Regions from separate parts of the Homo sapiens genome. Here region 2 is linked to region 1. Evidence: chromatin loops called from intact Hi-C (ENCODE). Cell type or tissue: endothelial cell of umbilical vein. All regions are shown on one strand. Links, peaks and the distances in the headings refer to the core of each region. The heading gives the core; the rest is flanking DNA. Region 1 overlaps GALK2 (galactokinase 2). Region 2 overlaps FAM227B (family with sequence similarity 227 member B).

What was found. Peaks named below come from ENCODE experiments on the same cell type or tissue, not always from the same donor. Only the 100,000 strongest peaks of a DNase experiment are listed, where the experiment ranks them.
Region 2: it touches region 1 in a loop (6-fold over the local background); 2 of 110 quality-filtered maps call a loop at or near these places.

Annotation. Positions count from the first base shown.
Region 1 is chr15:49,248,293-49,258,212 of GRCh38, forward strand. The region is part of intron 5 of GALK2 (galactokinase 2); the gene reads left to right. Among named protein-coding and RNA genes, the nearest start is that of GALK2, 83 kb to the left of the region's middle. In endothelial cell of umbilical vein, for the core only: no CTCF peak of the experiment used is centred there; no DNase peak of the experiment used is centred there.
Region 2 is chr15:49,608,166-49,617,712 of GRCh38, forward strand. It overlaps FAM227B (family with sequence similarity 227 member B), which reads right to left. Exons shown (of 16, transcript NM_152647.3): 2 at 6,956-7,078; 3 at 3,050-3,103. The coding sequence starts at 7,006. Among named protein-coding and RNA genes, the nearest start is that of FAM227B, 7.9 kb to the right of the region's middle. In endothelial cell of umbilical vein, for the core only: no CTCF peak of the experiment used is centred there; no DNase peak of the experiment used is centred there.

The sequences.
Region 1 (9,920 bases), core at 978-8,977:
TAATTATTATGCTTAGAAGTCCACATAAGGACATTGTTTCAGTTTGCTTAGAATAACAAAACCTCATCCATATAATGGTTAAGGAAAATAGTAGTTTAAACCATTCCAGCCAGATGTTGAGTGCTAATGAACTGCAGCAGTATGGCCTCTGAAAAGATGGTAAATCCAGAATACAAGCTTTGAAAAGAATCTCTTAATTAGGTGTTGAACATGGACTGAAGCCATGTGCTCACTGGTACAAAAACCAGGAAGCTATAGTGTTAGCTCTGGGTGGCCTGTGTTTAAATGTGTTCTAAGTTTTAGGTTAATAATGTAAATACAAAACCATTCACGTAGTTTTGTCAATTAAAAGAGATCCTCTGGTTGTATCCTTTTTTAGGAGTAGGATTGGAGACTGAATCATTTCTTTAATGATTTTGAGTAGTTTGGATTCACTTGGGTGATGTGACACTAAGCTATTTGTCTTTGCAGACGTTGTTTGGGTCACTTCTGGGTTTTTTTTCCGTTTTCTTTCCTAGGCTAAATACTTGTTTACCTTTAGCGTAAACGAAGGCAAACAAGCATAATTAGGGAACAGCAGATTTGAGGAGTGTGTGTCACTGTTTGCAAGTGGTTTCAAATGAAACCACTGTTGCTACAAATTAATATGTATGCCTAGTTGTGTTTTGAACTTTTGTTGTGATCCTTAAATCGTTATTACTCAGTGACTGTGTTTCAAGGCCTCCAGATTTTGACTTGCACCCTACAATAAGTTAAGTGTTACACAGTATTCAAATAATTAACTGGAATAATGCAAGTGATATTAAGTACTACACATATGTGCATAGCCTTTACCTACTACATCAGTTGTGTGCATTGAACATAACTTAAAGATGAAAATACAAGGATAGATAACCCCCCTACCAAATTCAGAAGTGTTTCTCATTTATTTTCATGCATTTCTGTTTCACAGAGGTTATGGTAGCCATCTTGGTCAAGAGTTACCTATGCTGACTCCCAGACTAATATTTGATAGAGTAAGGAAGACAATGAAAGACTGACTTAACTTTGTCCCCTCTGTGGCCAATTTGCTCTGTAACTTGTGATAACTTCCCTATGCCTCAGTTTCTGTTTCTAAAATAAGGGTGAGAATAGTTCTTCCTTTAACTTCACAAGGATGACTCAGTTAAACTGGCTTAATACCTACAGTTCTCTGACCTTCCTGATAGGAGATTTTGATGAAGTTCAGGGAAAGAGTTTAGCAAGAAAATAGGTAAGGTAGGAAAATAAATTAGTAGTCAGGGAAGTTTTTGTAATTGTATGAAGTTTTGTTGACTGTATTGGTGGTATAAAAAGTAAAGTAGAGGTTCCTTTTCAAAGAGACTCTCCTCCCTGTCTAATTAGGAATAAATAGTACTTCTCTTAGAAGCAAAATTTATTCAAAGAGCTGTGCTAACATTCTTAAATATCTGCTAGCTCTAATAAAGAAATCAATGTACTTTATGTTCTTAGCTCCCACAATTTAGCCTAAATATTTGCCCTGGCATGCTTATACTGGTCCAAGCGGGCATTAGGTTATAGCCTGTTCCTCTTCCTTATTTGGAGGTGTTTTTACCTTTCTCAGCATTCCACAAGTTACTTCCTCCTTCCTTTGTTCTCGTCTGCCCGTGCCTCTTTTAAAAAGTTCTAAGTTGCTAGCCAATTGGGACAAATACAGAATGTGAGGTCCCGTACTAGCCAATGGAAACCGGACATAGCAGTAGGGTGGACGCGTCAGGTTATAAATGACTCTGTCTCCTTTGTTTGGTGTACTCTTGTGGTAAAACTGCTGGCGAGTGTACCCTTTCTGCAGAAAGTAAAAATGGCCTTGCTGAGGAAATTAAATTTATGTTCAAGTGCTATTTCTTTATGGCACCGGGGAACAAGCATTTCTAACAGTGGTCATGGGAAGAGTAAGGAGCCAAATCATATTGTGTGGAGAAGAAAGTGATTCAAAGAGAAAAGGTTAATAAATGAGACTGGTTAAAGCATGCACTGCAGTATTGGAGACACAAAGATTTGGAGGTTATTACTGCAAAATATGACTTTAAAGTTTTATGTTAGAATTTTCATGAGAGTAAAAGATGTCTTTTTAAAAAAATTACTGTTAAGCACCTAGATGTTTTATGCACATCAACTCTAACTTTGTGGTAGTCTTGTAAATAAGTTTTACTACTATTTCAATTTTGCAGAGGAAAATATGAGGCTCAGAGAATTTATATAATGTCACCAAAGACAAATCACATGTAACTGGAGTTGTCTGGATTCCAGCTCACATATTTTTGATCCAAAATGGATACTTTTCTATTCAGCCATGCTGCTACCTATGGTATAATGTAATTATACCATATTGTCTGATATAATCAGTATCATAGACATCGGAAAACCCTGGAGATGAGGTCCAGCCCTAACATTCTGTGATCCTTCTGATGTCCTAAAAGACAGGGAAGTAAATTATACATTTTCATGTATATAATTAATGTGAATTGGATTTTTTAAATAAGTTGACAGATTTTATACTCTTTGTCAAAGTTATAATGATATTTTTTTGAAATCCTACTATATCCAAAGCAAACGGTTGGATTCTCAGGATATAGGAAAACTTAGATACAGTCTTTGGGCCTTAGAAGTTTATAATTTCAGTAGGGAGATTAGATTAACATAAAAATGGAAATGTCATGCAAAAGTAGCATATACAAATTCTTCCAAAGAATACGAAAACAAAGAACACTTCCCAACTTGTATTATGAGGCCAGTAAAACCTTTCTGCCAAACCAAATGTGATAGCTTGATACCAAACCTGACAAGGACATCACAAGAAAAGAGAATTACAGGTCAATCTCTCTCATGACATTGGATACAAAAAATTCTGAACAAAATGTTCACAAATTTAATCTGGTAATATTATAGGCTAATACATTGTGGCCAAGATGAGTTTATTCTAAGAATTTAAGGTTGGTTTATCATTTAAAAATCAGTGTTATTTACCATATTAACAGTAAAACATGTCATCTTGATATATAAAGGAAAGAGTTTGATAAGATTTATCATGCATTCATGATAAAAACTCTTAGCAAATTAGTAGAATTCAGTATAATGACTGCCTTTGGGAATTAGGGAAGAGAAATGATTAGGTAGAGACATGAAGAGACCTTCTAGAGTGCTGGCAGAGGTTCATTACTTTTTCTTTTATTGTGGCAAGACCACTTAACATGAGATCTACCCTCTTAACAAAATTTTAAATGTATAATACATTATCATTGACTATAGGTGCAATGTTGTAGAGCAGATCTCTAGAGCTTGTCCAGCTTGTTTGACTGAAGCTTTATGCCAGTTGATTAGTAACTCCCCATCCACCTCACCCTGCACCAGCAACCATCATTCCACTCTGATTCTAAGTGCTTCATTTCTTAACCTTGATGGTGGTTACGAGGATGTTTCCTTTGTGACAAATTATTAAGCTTTATTTTTATGCTTTATATACTTTTCTCTATGTTCTGTACTTCCTAAACATAAAAAATAGCAAGACTTTCTTCAACCCTAGGATCAACCACTGTTAAAAGATTTTTAATGAATCCTTCCAGAAATACTCTATCCAATGTAATATATACATATGTTTGCCCTTTTTGTAAAACACCCAGGAAAATTTTATATATAAATATATGTATATATTGGCCCGGTGCGGTGCCTCATGCCTGTAATCCCAGCACTTTGGGAGGCAAAGGCGGGTGGATCACTTGAGGTCAGGAGTTTGAGACCACCCTGGCCAACATGGTGAAACTCTGTCTCTCCTAAAAATACAAAAAATTAGCTGGGTATGATGGTGAGCACCTGTAATCCCAGCTATCAGGAGGCTGAGGCAGGAGGATTGCTTGAACCCGGGAGGCAGAGGTTGCAGTGAGGCGAGATCGCACCATTGCACTCCAGTCTGGGTGACAGAGTAAGACTTCGTCTCAAAAAAAAAATTATACACACACACACATACACACACATCTTTCCCCTTGCTTTGCTTTTTCACTTAAAACCATAAATTGGGAATCATTCCATGTCAGCACATCTACATATACTGAATTCTCTTTAATGGCTGCCTTGTTTTCTAATATACGGTCATACTATAATGCCCAATTATAGATTTTGGTGTGATGGTAATGTTCTAAAATTGGCCTGACTATTGGACATTTCAGTTGTTTCCAGGGTTTTGTATAATATCAGTTTTAATACTTAATAATATTTCTTTATAAGGATATGCTATACTTTATTTAACTAGACCTCTATGATGGAAATGTAGGTTGTTTTCAAGTTTCCACTATTATAAAGAAGGCTCTGATGAATATTCTTGTAGACAATTATTTTCATACTTATTCACTTTTTTATTTAACATAAATCCCAGAACATAAAGTTACTGGGTTAAAAGATATGATAACTTTACTTTTGAAATACACTGCCCAATCCGGAAAGATTTTACCAGCAATGCAGCAACATTGCATGAGAGGATCTATTTTCCTACTACTGAAGTTCTATCAATCTTTTAAATCTTTCCTAATCTGAAAGATGTTGTCATGGCCATTTCTTTAATTATTAGATAGTTTAATTAGATAGTTTAAATGTTTAATCTTTTCCATGTCTTTTATTGATCACTTGCATTTTTTGATTTGGCTGTATATCAACTCAGCTCATTTTCTCCTGGAGTATTTATCAATCATCTTATTACTTTATAAGAACTCTTCATATGCTAACCATTCATCTATTATATGTTGCAAATATTTATCCCTGCTCAAACTAATTTTCTGTTTGACTTCTTTTAAACTAACAATTGTGAAGCAAAAGTCACTTTAGTCATATTTAATCACATATAGCATAGGATCATTATATGTGCATTCAATTTTATCTTCCTTGAGTTGAAAATACTCTATAATCTCTCATTTCATTTTGAAGTACTTGGACACAGGGAGCCTCATAGACTCAGGGATTTTACTTAGCATCTCTCAGGAGATCTCCACTAAATGGATCCCAGGGTTCTCTTGTCTACTACAGGTGTGACCTTTTATCTTTAGACGCTTACTCAGAGGAACCAAAACTGTGACTGATTTGCATTGTAAGCAGGAATATTTTTTCTTTCTTTCTTTTTTTTTGTGGTGAAAGCAAGTTTATTAAGCAACTAAAGGAATAAAAGAATCACTACTTCATAGGCAGAGCAGCCAGCAGGAATATTTTTTCCAATAGCATTTGTGCAGTAAGACATACACTTTTGAATCATGAATAATGTAACTTACCATCTGTTTAGCACTTGGAAAGTTTCAAAGAACTGTACCATGATCCATATGATAGGCCATTTAACTCTGTTAAGTAAGGTACAACTGCCAACTTCTTAGACCAGAGCCCTGCCTCTCAGAGACTTCCTGGAGCCTAGCTATAGGAGTGTTTACTTAGGACTCTAGACTTTATGTTATATCAAAGAGATATGGAAGATTTCACTTTTATAGTATATTAACATTGTCCCCATTTCATCTTTGGACCTTAAAACACCAAGCATCATCATCATCATCATCATCAACAACAACTACACAAAACTGTTGAGGGGCACAGTCATTGGGTGGATAGGCTTAGGTTCATTCAGCCCTTCTGGATCTTGGGTCAGCCACTGGTATTGACAATAGGGATGAATTTTCAATCTTGAAGGACATATAAATTTGTTAAGAATAAAAGAAGTGCAGTTAGTCTGGCAAATTGTAAATAACCTTAAAACTTTTCTCCCTAAAGAGAGATGATTGTATCACTTTCTTATGAGCATCTTTACAGTGCCTGACATAAAGGAGGCAAGTAATTGGATTGGGTTGAATTAGTGAACTACCTTCATCTGTAAAGCAGCCATTTTCCCCTAGTGTTAGTACTATATTTGGATGAATTAACAACTGGTTGTTAATTTTGACTGTATTTATATAAATTAAAGTGAAGCAAGACCCTGTGGAATTTATTTGTGACCATCAAAGACCATAAATCTCTTACATTTTAAGTAAGTTACAGAGAAAGTAAAATTGGTGATGAGTCCTGTGGTTACAAAGGCATTCAGAGATTATCTGATTATTTCTTCTTCTGATAAAATTATGTTATTGCTTTGTAAAATATAAGCAAAAATCTAAGCAATCAGGACTCTTTATGCTGTCAAGACCTTTTCATTGTAATGAAAGTGCTCCTTTTTATTTTTATAATTTAATTTGTATTTATATTTATTTTCATGACAAAATATTTTAATTCTCATCAGGTTTTATAAATAGTTCTTCAAATGTCACTATGGTTTAAATTTGGTGATAAAGCAGAGAATTTGGATAAAAGAAAATTTGGTGATAAAGGAAGAAATTTATTGGAAAAATTTAAAAGATGTAGATTTTTTAGGGATAGTTCACAGAAACCTATGTGTTAATGCAGGGTGCTTTTATATTTAGAAGTTTTCATTGATTTTCTTCAATTATTTGGGATAATATTGTTACCTATTGACAGCGATGTTACATCTCTCACACACACATGATTAGATGTATTGTTAATGTACCACTTAAAATTTTTTTCCAACTTTTAATTATGAGAAAATTTCAAAAGGATAGAAGAGGCAAGAATAGGCAATGAACATGTATGTCTTTCACATAGATCCTTGGAAACATTTTGCCACATTTGCTTTATCTTTCTCTCTACTTTTTTTTCTGAGCCATTTGGGAATTAATTGCGGACATCACCTCTGAGTACATCAATATTCATCCCCTCAAAGCAAGGCATTCTTTAATATGCCACACTATATCATTGGAACATTTAACATTGATATAATATTATTATCTAATATGCAGTTCATATTCAAATTTCCCAATTGTCTCAATAGTAATGTCCTTTAGAACTTCTTTTTCTTGTTCTTTTTCTTTCTTTCTTTTAATTTTTTCTGATTGAGAATTTACTTATTCAAGATAATTGAATACATTCTGGATCTGAAAAATTAAAAAGAAAGGAATTAAATACTACTCATAATAATACTCAGTTTTACCAATAATTGGATTTAATTAATATCATCATTGCATTTAGTTTTTTTTTCATTTTTTTAGTTTACTTTATTTTAGAACAGTTCCCCAGCATTTTTTTGTCTTTTATGACACTGACAATTTTGAAGCGTCCAGGCCAAATTTTTTTGTTCAAATTTCCTGAATTTGGATTTGTCAGACGGTTGCCTTATTATTAGATTGAGACTAAGGTTTTTTGCCCCAAGAATACTGTATAGGTGATGGATGTCCTTCTTGGTGAATTGCATCACATGGTTTCTGTTTCTCCAATTGTACTTAACATTATTTAATACACAGAGATAGGTAGAGATCTGCTGTCTATCAAAATAATGCCATAGTTTAGGTATGTCATATGAATTCCCCTTTATAAAGGTGGAGTTTTTGTTAATAAAAGTTCTTTAAAAGTGTATTAAAAGTGATGATAGAGACTATAACATAGTCTTCTATTACATGTTTTAATTAATAATGCATGTTTGTCAAATGAGTGAAAAATAGCAATGACTTAAAAATCACAAATTCTCAATTTTGTCAAGGAATTTCAATTCATTATTGCACTGCTATTTAAGTCTGTTCATGTTCTTCATTGTTTTGTTTAGGAAACAAAATGTACTAAGCTTGGAATAAACTGTTTGAGATGTCTAACATAAAAATAACCAAAGCAGATGTAATTTTATACTGCCACTGTGTATATAGGGTTACATTATTTCACTTGCAGTCACTTAGGGTTTGTATATATCACATTTCAGTATAATGACATGGGCAGGCTCCAAAGAAAATACCAAGCAACGCGAATTTGGTTTGACTAACAAATATTTACATGTCTTTGTGTCTGTAATTATTGTAATCTTTTAAGGGGTTTATGCTACACAGGCTTAATTCTCTAGAGCTCTGTGTTAGATTAAAAGAGGCTGATCAGTAGTATATATAACTGTAAAAATGATACTGTAGCCCGTCTAGATAAATTGGTATAAGCCAGAGCTTCTGCAGGGAACAGGTGGACTTAAGAGAGCCCTGACATGGGCAGATAGCTGCCTTTCATGTGCATGCTTTCTTATGTGTTTTAGCCTTTTCTTTCTTTCCAGATGGGTGGTGTTGATGGAACCATCATTTGATTGTTATTTGATCTTTTCAGGTTTCTCTAGTCATGTAGTTAGCACATTGGAAGCAAGAAAAGATAAACAGTACAGTCCTTTCCTCATCTATAGGAGGCAGACAGATAGTTGTATTGCTGGTACTGAACCATTCACGTATATTTGCTTACTCAGTACCATCCGTGTCAATTTGCAAGCTTTAGCCAGATGTAATTGGTTAAATAGATTCTCCCCTGTTGCCCCCTTGATTAAAGCTCCTTGGCCTGTAAGATGTCAATATCCTATTAACTTTTAACTTCACTATAGCGCTTCTTAGTTTGTATTGTAAAGATGTTTCCCTCTAGACCATCATGGGGTTTTCAAGCATAGAGACTATTTATTTTTTAAATGTTTGGATCCCCATAGACTCAAATCACAACTGATTTAGATCAGGCAGTATGGTGCCTAACTGAATTAATTAAAAAAATGTAATCTCATTTGCAACATAATTTCCTGGTGATGACATAAATAATTATTTGAGTTTTAACTTGAGATTCTATCAATTTTACAATTTGGTTTAATCCAGAGGATTTATTCATTTATCCACATTGACTGAGGAGTTATTATGTTCCAGGCAGGGTTGATCCACTGGTCTCTCTCCTGCCTCTCTTATGGCTGATGTCTATTCTGAGTTGTTGGTGTCTCTGCCACACTGGCTGGTGACTGTCATTATTAGTTTTAGGCATTTGTGCTAGTTGCTGGGTTCCGCCTAGTTGCTAATAGGCTTTGTCTGTTATATACAGACATAAATCCCATAAATTTAAGCATGTGAATTAGTAAAGTTGTCATAGTAACAGTTCTAGTAAAGACTGTTCCTCTTGGATGTCACACTTGAACCCGCTGAATTTTGTCACCTGCCTCTTACATTCTCAGATGAAGGAGTTATTACACAGGGAGGTGGTAAAGGAGCAACAGAGGCAAAGAAATGGGATGCACTCATATAATATAATTGGCTACCCAAAATGGAGATGTTTCTAAAGGCATAAATATCTCTGGATGCATGTGGAAACCTCTCTTTTATCCCTGATTGTATTCTCCTTTAGTGTAAAGAATAGGCATTACATAGCTATTATAACTAGTAAAGTTAGAGTTTTTGTTTATCAGAAATTTAAGATCAATTAAATATTTTCTAATTAAAGTGTTGTAGTTAAAAATTATAAATATTGACTGAACACAATGGCAGTGAGAATACAGTTTTCAAGTGTGAGTTTTAGCACTGAGGGCTAGTTCATGAGCTGGGTGTTCCCAAAGCCATGGGTAGAAGTAGGAAATACAGCACAACATCTTAAATGGGTGAAACTATATTTCTTAATAACCCTAGGTTTTTCCTGATCTCATTAGAAATGATTATATGTTCCTTAAAATTTTTTTAACTGTAAAAGCAATATATTCTATTTTATAAGATTATGGATTATTTTATTTAATTTTAATTATAATTGTAATAAAATAACATTTTATTTAATTTTAATTATAATTATAATAAAATAACATTTTATTTAATTAGAAATTAAAGAAAATTATCCATAATCTTATACAACCAAATATTGGACTCACAGTCACCTTAAGTATTGTGAGGAAAATAAAATCTTTGTATCTTTAAATATTACAACTCAAAGAGACTACATTTAGCTCATATGTTGATTCAATTAACAATTTTTAATAACATATCTATTTTGTGTCAGGCACTATTCCTGGCACTGGGGTAGAGCAATTACTAAAATGCAGTGCCTGC
Region 2 (9,547 bases), core at 1-8,000, 360 kb after region 1:
GTTTTTGTTCCCTAAGGAGTTAAATTCTACATTATAGCGCTGTGGTCCTTAGTGATAAGTAAGAAGAACATTTACCTTGTTTAAAACAGGGTCAGTGAAGCAAGAATTGGCTATGTATTTGTCATGTTTATTTTAATTATAGCAATTAACTTTGGCAGTGGCAGAAGCACAAATTATTATATGCTAATATAAAACTAGAGATGGAGAAGGGAGAGTAGACAGACAAAAGGGCTCTCGTGGAGTTTAGAGAGGAATTTTTTTTATTGAATATATGGGTAAGTCTTCACCCATGTCCCAAAGCCCAAGAGACAATGCTGAAGTATCAAACAGAAGGTAAGAAATAAGAAGCATGACTAGAATTAGTAAGAAAAGTGACTATTATTTAGCTCTTTTTCCTTTATATTAAGCTTTGATATAAGGATTTAAATGGATTAATGAATAAATAAATGAATAAACAAATAAGCAAATAAATCAGGCTATTCCCTCAAAAAAGAGAATGGGATTGAAATTATTATTTTCTCTATCATAAAATAATTTTGATCCTCTAAGAAAAATCATATCATGGAGTACTCTTCAGACACAGATTACGAATCTAACAGGCCTGTTAACAAAAATTAACATTGATGAACTAAGAAAAGATGAATTAAAGTTCTACCAGATAAAAGTTGCATGGACACAGAAAAAAGGTAATAAGAAATAAATAACATGAAAAATCAAAAGTATAATATATAAATATGGAAGAAATTGGAATCAACACTTTGTACTTGAAGAACCAAAAAGAATTTTTTAAAGTGTGACAGTAAAGAGAGATGAGACAAAAAGGGGGAAGATAATGTAGATTCCTTAAGAGTAGAATCTTTTGTCTTTGTTCATAGCTGTAACTCCAGTGCCCAGAAAAATATCTGGCAAATAGTGGGTAGTGAACGGAAGTAACTAAATGAGTGAATGAATAGGATAAGTAAGAGAGCTGACACTGATACAACAATAGTGGAAAAAGAAGATGTTATAAAAACATAAAAATATTTTTATAAAAATAAAACTAGAAATAGAATTGTGATGGAGTAAAGGGAATGTGGGAAATGATCAATAGAGAAATGAGAGGATAAAAACAATTGAAGATAAAAAGATACACAGAAGTACAACAGGAGATAGGAAGAGGTGAAAGAGAGGAGTAGATGATATAAAATATTAAAATTACCAAAAAAGATAGAAATGGTAGGAACTGGCAAAAAAGAGAGGACTTTAGATGATATGATAAAAGATTAAGTAGAAGACAAGAGAAACAAGTAGCTAACATGTAGGTTGCAAGTACTATTATAATGCTAGTTAACAGCAGAGCTTGGATTAATAACATGATTCAATTCTAAAAGAATAATAGCTCCATAAGGGCAGGCATCTTTGCTTGTTTTTATTCACTGATATATCCTAAGCATCTATGTGCCTGGCACATAGCAGGTGTTCAAAAATATTTCTTAAATGAATTCATGGCAGTCACTACTTTTCTACCATTGTCTATTGGACAAAGACTTTGTATAGCAAACAAAAAATTAAGCATCTAGTCATTTTATTCCTGAATATTTTCAAATATCCAATAGTTTGGCAATGTATAAACATAGTCAAACCATAAAAAATAACTACAGAATATGGGTATTTGGTTGGGAAATTCAGAAAATATGAAAAGATTTACAGAGAAACCTATAAATGACAAAATGATACAGATGGATATGTTGTTTTATCAAATGCTACCTGATAAAACTTGAAGGCTATAAATATAGCCTTTGAATACAAATATAAATATATCCTTTGCATACAAAGATGATACTACTGACATACTATTAATAAGACATGGTTTGATTTGATTTTTATCCTGTATTTAGTGAAGAGCTGGCATAAACCCACTATCTTGATTTGATTGGTATCATTCTCAATTTAAGCAAAGGGATAACATATTTACTACTTCAAATAATTAGAATTTTTTATTTAAAATCCTAGGTCCTCAAACATGTATAATAATACAGTCTCCATTATTTGCTGAATTTAGATTAATTTTAACTTAAAACTTAAAACATTAAAAAGTCCTTAAACATTGTCATTAGGCTGCAGCACATTTGCATCATTATTTAAATCAAAATAGTTACAAAAAGTTTGTTCCAAAAGTATTTCAACATACTTAGATACACCATGTGACTGAAGTAAACTTTTATGACTAAGAATGTTTTCATCTGAGCGCAATCCTTTCCCAAAACATTGAAAGTAAAAAAAAAAAAAAAAAAAAACTTGTCTAAACAAATATAAAAACAGAAGATAGATATTTAAAAGTAGATATTTCTGAAACTACATTGTTAGCAGTTTAATCATAGCAAATACTATTTACATTTAAGCATAAATAAATGTAAATTATTTATATTCCAATCCACTCAAAATACAAACATATCTAATTAAAAAGCCACCTTTTTTCTGTTTTCTATACTGACATCTTTCTTCTGGCCCTTACTTGACATTCCTCAATGCAAAACAAATATGACCTTCACACTTGCAGATGCATGGATCCAAGGGAAGACTTAGCAAGTCCAATAACCCCAGGCGAAGTCAGTAATTTTGCATAACAATGGAAACTGAACTTTTAACATGAAAACACATTTTGAATTTTTCACTCTGATTCAATAATCAAGGAATATTGATGTAACACCTCTACAGATTACCTGTCTCAGGTGTGGTGCATAAATAAATGAGATAAGTAAGCATAACTGTTGGATATTCTTTAAGGTGTAAATACATAAGACAAAAATCTTACAATAACAAAAGTATATAGAAATGTCTGTATAGGGCTAGAATTTTTTTAATGTGAAAAAGAGAATAGAATGTTGACAAGAGGGAAGACTACAACATAGAGCCTACTCAAAGGACATAAGTATTTATATACACACTTTCCTCATTGAAACATATTTCTGAAATTTCTAGTCTTAAAGTTTATTCTAAGCCTTCTAAATCTCCATAACTGATATTTTAAAATGATGTAATGGCACATAAAATAAGATGCTTTACTCACCCAATTTTGAAACTTTAAGAATTCTTCAATGCTCTTTGGAGGTTCTTGCATTTTCTAATAAAGTAATATCAACATTGTTCATTGGCATAAACTCACTAGACTGTTCATAATATTTACAAATAATTTACTTAAATAAAATGATACTCTATTTATCATTTTCAGAGCGGTAAGATATCATAAAATGCTCACTTTATACCATCCCTCCACTTTGAAAAGGGACACACATAAATGTTTAAGTTCTTAGCCTCCAAACCAAATTTTGTAATAGGCTTCCCTCTTATACACTAGCCCTAGAGAAAAACTCCACATGAATCTTGCTTTAGGTCCTCATTTCAGATTCCTAAAAGAGTTCCAAGATATTTTGGGCTATCATGGATAGCCTCTATAATAAATCCAGAGCCAAAAATATAATATGTTCTTGCTGATAAAGTATTTTAAAAAGTTAACTAGTTACATAGTTAAAATAAATTTAAATGTTTGGATATTTCAGTCTAATAGATAAAAATCACATTTTTTAGTAGTTTCTTTGTGATTTCAAAATGTATTCAACATTACACAAACTAATTTTAATCCAGACCACAACTTTCTCCTTTTCGCCTTAGAGACTTTGCCTACATTCTTCCTTCTGCCCAGAAGTCTCCCTTTCCCAAACCCTCTTTCAATCCTTTCTTGGCCTATTTAACTCTTACTTCAAATAACAAATTAAAAGTCACTTTGTCCATCAAGCCTTTCTTATCCCCCAAAGTTTTCTCCGTGGTAACATACAGCAGATTATCTCTATGAGGATAGAAACTATGGTGCAATCATGGCTGAATTTTCTTTTTTTTTTTTTTTAATTTGGTATGTTTATTTTGTAGCCGGCCAATTCCTTGGAGAGGCTATTTTTTTTTATTATACTTTAAGTTTTAGGGTACATGTGTACAACGTGCAGGTCTGTTACATATGTATACATGTGCCATGTTGGTGTGCTGCACCCATTAACTCGTCATTTAACATTAGGTATATCTCCTAATGCTATCCCTCCCACCTGTCCCCACCCCACAACAGGCCCCAGTGTGTGATGTTCCCCTTCCTGTGTCCATGTGTTCTCATTGTTCAATTCCCACCTATGAGTGAGAACATGCGGTGTTTGTTTTTTGTCCTTGCGATAGTTTGCTGAGAATGATGGTTTCTACCTTCATCCATGTCCCTACAAAGGACATGAACTCATCATTTTTTATGGCTGCATAGTATTCCATGGTGTATATGTGAATCATGGCTGAATTTTCTAAATTTCACACAGTGGCTGGTTCATAGTCAATGCATAATAAGTACTCGCAGTGTGCATAAATTAAAGCATAAATGAGTAGATGAATGTCAGAAATATATAGGTACTTGAAAAATAATAAAAATACTTCTAGAGAATGAAAATCCAGTGAGAAGGCAAAAATAAGAGGAATTCAGAAGTCTAATATCCTAATATCCATGATGATATCACTGAAAAGATTGTACTACATTTTTATTTATTAAAACACATATTTCATATCAATATATAAAGTGGTCAAGATTACAGAATCACAAGTTCATGTTTTAGAAAAAAATGCTAAAAAATAATTACATATTTGAATTGGGGGATATTTCATTCATCTAAATATATGATGAATATAAGAAAATATATAACTGATAATACAAGAAGAAGATAAAGAGTGTATGTGACAACCATTATAGAAAATGAGTATTTAGTGAGAGTCAAAAAATTAAACAATTGAACTCATGGAGATAGAGATAGAATGATGGTTGCCAGAGGCCGAGAAGGGTAGTGGGAAGTGAGGGGAAAGTGGGTATAGTCAATGGGTACAAAAATATAGGTTAGGGTCAAGCACAGTGGCTCATGCCTATAATACCAGCACACTTTGGGAGGCCAAGACAGGAGGACTGCTTGAGCCCAGGAGTTTGAGACCAGGTTGGGCAACACAGCAAGAGCCAATCTCCATAAAAAATTTTAAAAAAAGGTAAAACAAAACAAAACAAAACAGAGTGGCCAGGCATGGTGGCTCACGCCTGTAATCCCAGCACTTTGGGAGGCCAAGGCAGGTGGATTGCTTGAGGTCAACAGTACAAGAGACCAGCCTGGCCAACACGGTAAAACCCCAGTCTCTTATAAAAATACAAAAAAATTAGCCAGGTGTCCCAGCTACTCGAGAGGCTGAGGTGAGAGAATCGCTTGAACCCCAGAGGCGGAGGTTGCGGTGAGCCAAGATTGTGCCACTACACTCCAGCCTGGGTGACAGAGCGAGACTCTCTCTAAAAAACAAACGGACAAATAAAAACAGCTAGAGAGAATGAATAAGATCTAATATTCGATAGCACAACTGGCTAACTATAGTCAACAATAATTTACTGCACATTTTAAAATAAATAAAAGAGTATAATTGGAATGTCTACAACATAAATAAGTGATAAATGCTTGAAATGATGGATACCCCACTTACTCTGATATAATTATTATATATTGTATGTATCAAAAATTATCTCATGTATGCCATAAATATATATATACTTATGATGTACCCTTAAAAATTAAAAATAAAAATTTGAAAAAGGAAAGCAAATGTTTAGACAGAAGCAAAGATGCATAGAGATGTGAAGAACATGTTATGGGAAACAGGGAACTCTAGAGCTAGTCAAATTGAAAAGAATGAGAGATATGAGAGATGGTGCATGCAAAAGGCTTACAGACAGAAAAATACTCACGATATAATATCTCTAGCTTCATGGGTATAGCAATTTGGCTAGAAGGAACTCACAATACATTTACAAATATACAGAATCAAACTTAATGAAAACAATTTAAGCATTGACTTTTTTTTCTTGTAATGGCTGTCAAACCACTCCAAGTACAAAGCACCAAAAATAATATGCACATTTAAATTAAAGGGAATTAGAAAAGTGAAGAAAGTGAAACTTGCATAGTGAAGTTCTAACTAATTTCAAAAATTCCATGTTTCTTTTGGGGTAAAATTAAAATAAGGTAAGGTATAAATTAAACAGATTTCTACTTTTGGTAGGATGTAGAAGGATATAAAACACCTACACTTCCATGATAATAATAAGACAAACTTGGACAAAAAAAAAATCATATTTTTCTATGGGGTTAGTGAAAAGTGGTGAATGCCAGGAGGCAGGACCAGTTAAATAACTTGTAAACATTCAGAGTTCCTTGTTCAAAATTATTGAGTTTGAAGATAATAACATCAGAGCATTAAACCAAATGCATGTACTTCTCAGCATAAGGCCCTGTGCAACTGCAGAAGTTGTAAACCCATGAAGCTAAAAACAAGCCTAACTGTCCCATAGAACTAATGTTTATGGTTTCTTTAAATAAATATAGAAATTAATCCTTCTAGTCTTAAAACTTGAGAAAGTTACATTGGTCTTATCTGAGTTCCTTTCCCAGAAAACTAACCATCAGGCCTCCCAGATAGTGTCAAGGAACTAAAACATACCAAATCACTATATCTTGACAATTAGCCTCTAGACTCCTCACCATCACCCATCATGATTGCCTAACTGACTACCTGTTTCCTGTTAACCAACTCCTCCTTCTTACCACCACTCCCTAATTTCTGTTTTCCCACACATGGTTACATTTCTTCCTTGCTATATAAAACCCTAATTTTAGTCAGTCAGGGAGATGGATTTGAGACTGATCTCCCATCTCCTCGGCTGCAGCACCCTATTAAAGCTTTCTTCCTTGGCAATACTCATCTCAGTGATTGGCCATCTGTGCAGCGAGCATTAAGACCTAGACCAAACCCTTGGTGTTTCAGTGACAAAGCCAGCTCTACCTGGGAGCCCTGATTACCTGAAATTCCAAGAGAAATATAACCTTTGTAAGTGAACATAAAGCTGTGGAAGCTTCCTTACCCCGGGGCCAGCTCTGCTGCTCCTCCTTTGACATGTTCGTTGGCCTGCCATGGTACAGTAACTTTGCAGAAATGAAGAGAAATCAGCTGGGTCTTAGGCTTCAATGTGAGTTGGGCGACCAAACTGGGGTATGAAAGACACCCAAATGCAAAAATAAATGACTCAGCCAAACAATCCCTTTCCCCTCACCCACAAACCTCACTTCTGACTTTTACCAAGTCAGATAGTTTGGCTCTGTATCTCCACTCAAATCTCATGTTGAACTGTTGGAATCCCCAGTGTTGGAGGTGGGGCCTGGTGGGAGGTGATTGGATCATGGGGGTGGTTTCTAATGATTTTGCAACATCCCCCTAGTGCTGTTTTGTGATAGACTTCTCATGAGATCTGGTTGTTTAAAAGTGTGTAGCACCTCCCCCTTCACCCTTTTCCTCCTGCTCCAGCCATGTAGGACGCATCTGCTTCCCCTTCACCTTCTGCCATGATTGTAAGTTTCCTGAGGCCTCCCCAGCCATGCTTCCTGTACAGCCTGTGGAACTGTGAGTCAATTAAACTTCTTTTCTTTAAAATTACCCAGTCTCTGGTAGTTCTTTATAGCAATGTGAGAACGGACTAACGCAGCAGGGGAGGAAGGGCTGGAAAATATATTCTGCTCATGAAGCTGGAGGTTCTACTACGTCACATGACAAACGACATGCATATAACAAGAAATGGACAAGGGAAGGCTAATAATATAAGCTATTATAATGTTTATAAGAAAGATTGGCCTGAATTTTTCTATCTTATAATGTGAAGATTTGGAATTAAGGCTATTATGGTCTCAAAAAAAATGAGTTGGGAAATGCCTCTATTTTTTTCTATTATCTGAAAGAATTTAAAATCTGAAAGATCAGTACTATTTCTTCCTTTCTTCCTTAAATGTTTGGTGGACACTGCTAGTTATGTTCCCTGAACCTGAACCTGAAATTATGGGGGAGTTTTAAATTAAGGATACTGTTATGGACCTAATCATGCCCCCACCCCAAATTCATATGTTCAAGCCCTAACACTTATAACAAGATGTGACTTTATTTGCAGATGGAGCCTTTGAGGAGACAATTAAGGTTAAAAGAGACTAAAAGAGTGGGGCTCTAATATGATTGGTGTCATTATGAGAACAGACACCAGAGAGCTTGCTTGCTTATACTCTCTCTCCATATACACACAGATATTTTATCTGTGAAAATATCTAGAACTATGAAATAATAAACTTTGTGTTGTTTTAAGCCACTTTGCTTGTTGGCTGTTTGTTACAGCAGCAATAAGAAACTAATATGAGGAGAAAGAGTGATTTTTTTTTTTAGCATTTTGCAGATGTGAAAAATGCCACACACTTAACTGATGCTCTGTCTATATAAGAGAAGAGGCTTTGTAAGGACATGGTGAGAAGGCAGTGGTCTACAAGCCAGGAAGAGAGGCCTCACTAGAAACTCACACTGATGGCACCTTGGTCTTGGACTTCTGGCCTTTAAAACTGTGAGAAAATAAACTACTGTTGTTTAAGTCATCTACTCTGTGGTATTCTATTACAGCATCCTAGGTAGACTAATACAGATATAAGCTATCAAAATTAATATAGGATCATTCAGCTATTCTATTACTTCTTAATTTTGGTAAATTATCTTTCAAGAAAAATTGAAATGTCAAGTATTTTGATATAAATATTTATTCTTAATATCCTCCTATTATCTTTGCAATCTGTAGTGTCTGTGGTGATGTTTCATTTTTCATTTCTGAAATTTGTACTTTTCTTTATCTTGGTCAGTCTATCTAAAGGCTTATCAATTTTATTAATCTTTGCAAAGAACCAGTTTTGGCCTTGTTGCTTTTCTTTAGTGCACATTTGTTTTTAATTTCATTGATTTATTCTTATCTTTATTAGTCCCTTTTCTTCTTTAAATGTTTGAGAAACTTCCAATGATAAACCTTGCTCTACTATGAAGCTGAATGCTTGACAATTCCTGTTGAGACACCATGAGGCTTTCTATCACCATTTTAATCCTTGTATTTCAAAATGGATAGAAAGCTAAAGATTATTATTTATGGACTAATTGTGAAATAAAAAATATTTTTAAAAAATGGAAATCCAAACAAGTGACTAAAAATAAAATCTAGGCATATACAGACAATGTGGGGAACAGAAGGAAACTTCAAAAAAGTCTTTAAGACTCATAGAGAGCTATAATAAGATAATGCATCCCTGAAACCAAAACTGCATGTTATAAATGAATACAGAATAAGAAAAAATGCAAAGTACAAATATGATATAAATTATTCAACAACAGTCTAGTGAAAAATAGCTGAAGAAATCTTCTAGAAACTAGAACAAAAATGTTAAAGTAAACAAGAATCAGAGGATAAAAAAACAATAATTTAGAGGATTATGCCAGAAAATGACTTTCAATCTGTAAATTTAAATATAAACAGAGCATCAATTAAATGTGTGGCATTTTTCAGATTTGCAAGATACTAAAAAAAAATTCATCTCATATTAGTTTCTTATTGCTGCTGTAACAAACAGCTAACAAAGTGGCTTAAAAAATCACAAAGTTTATT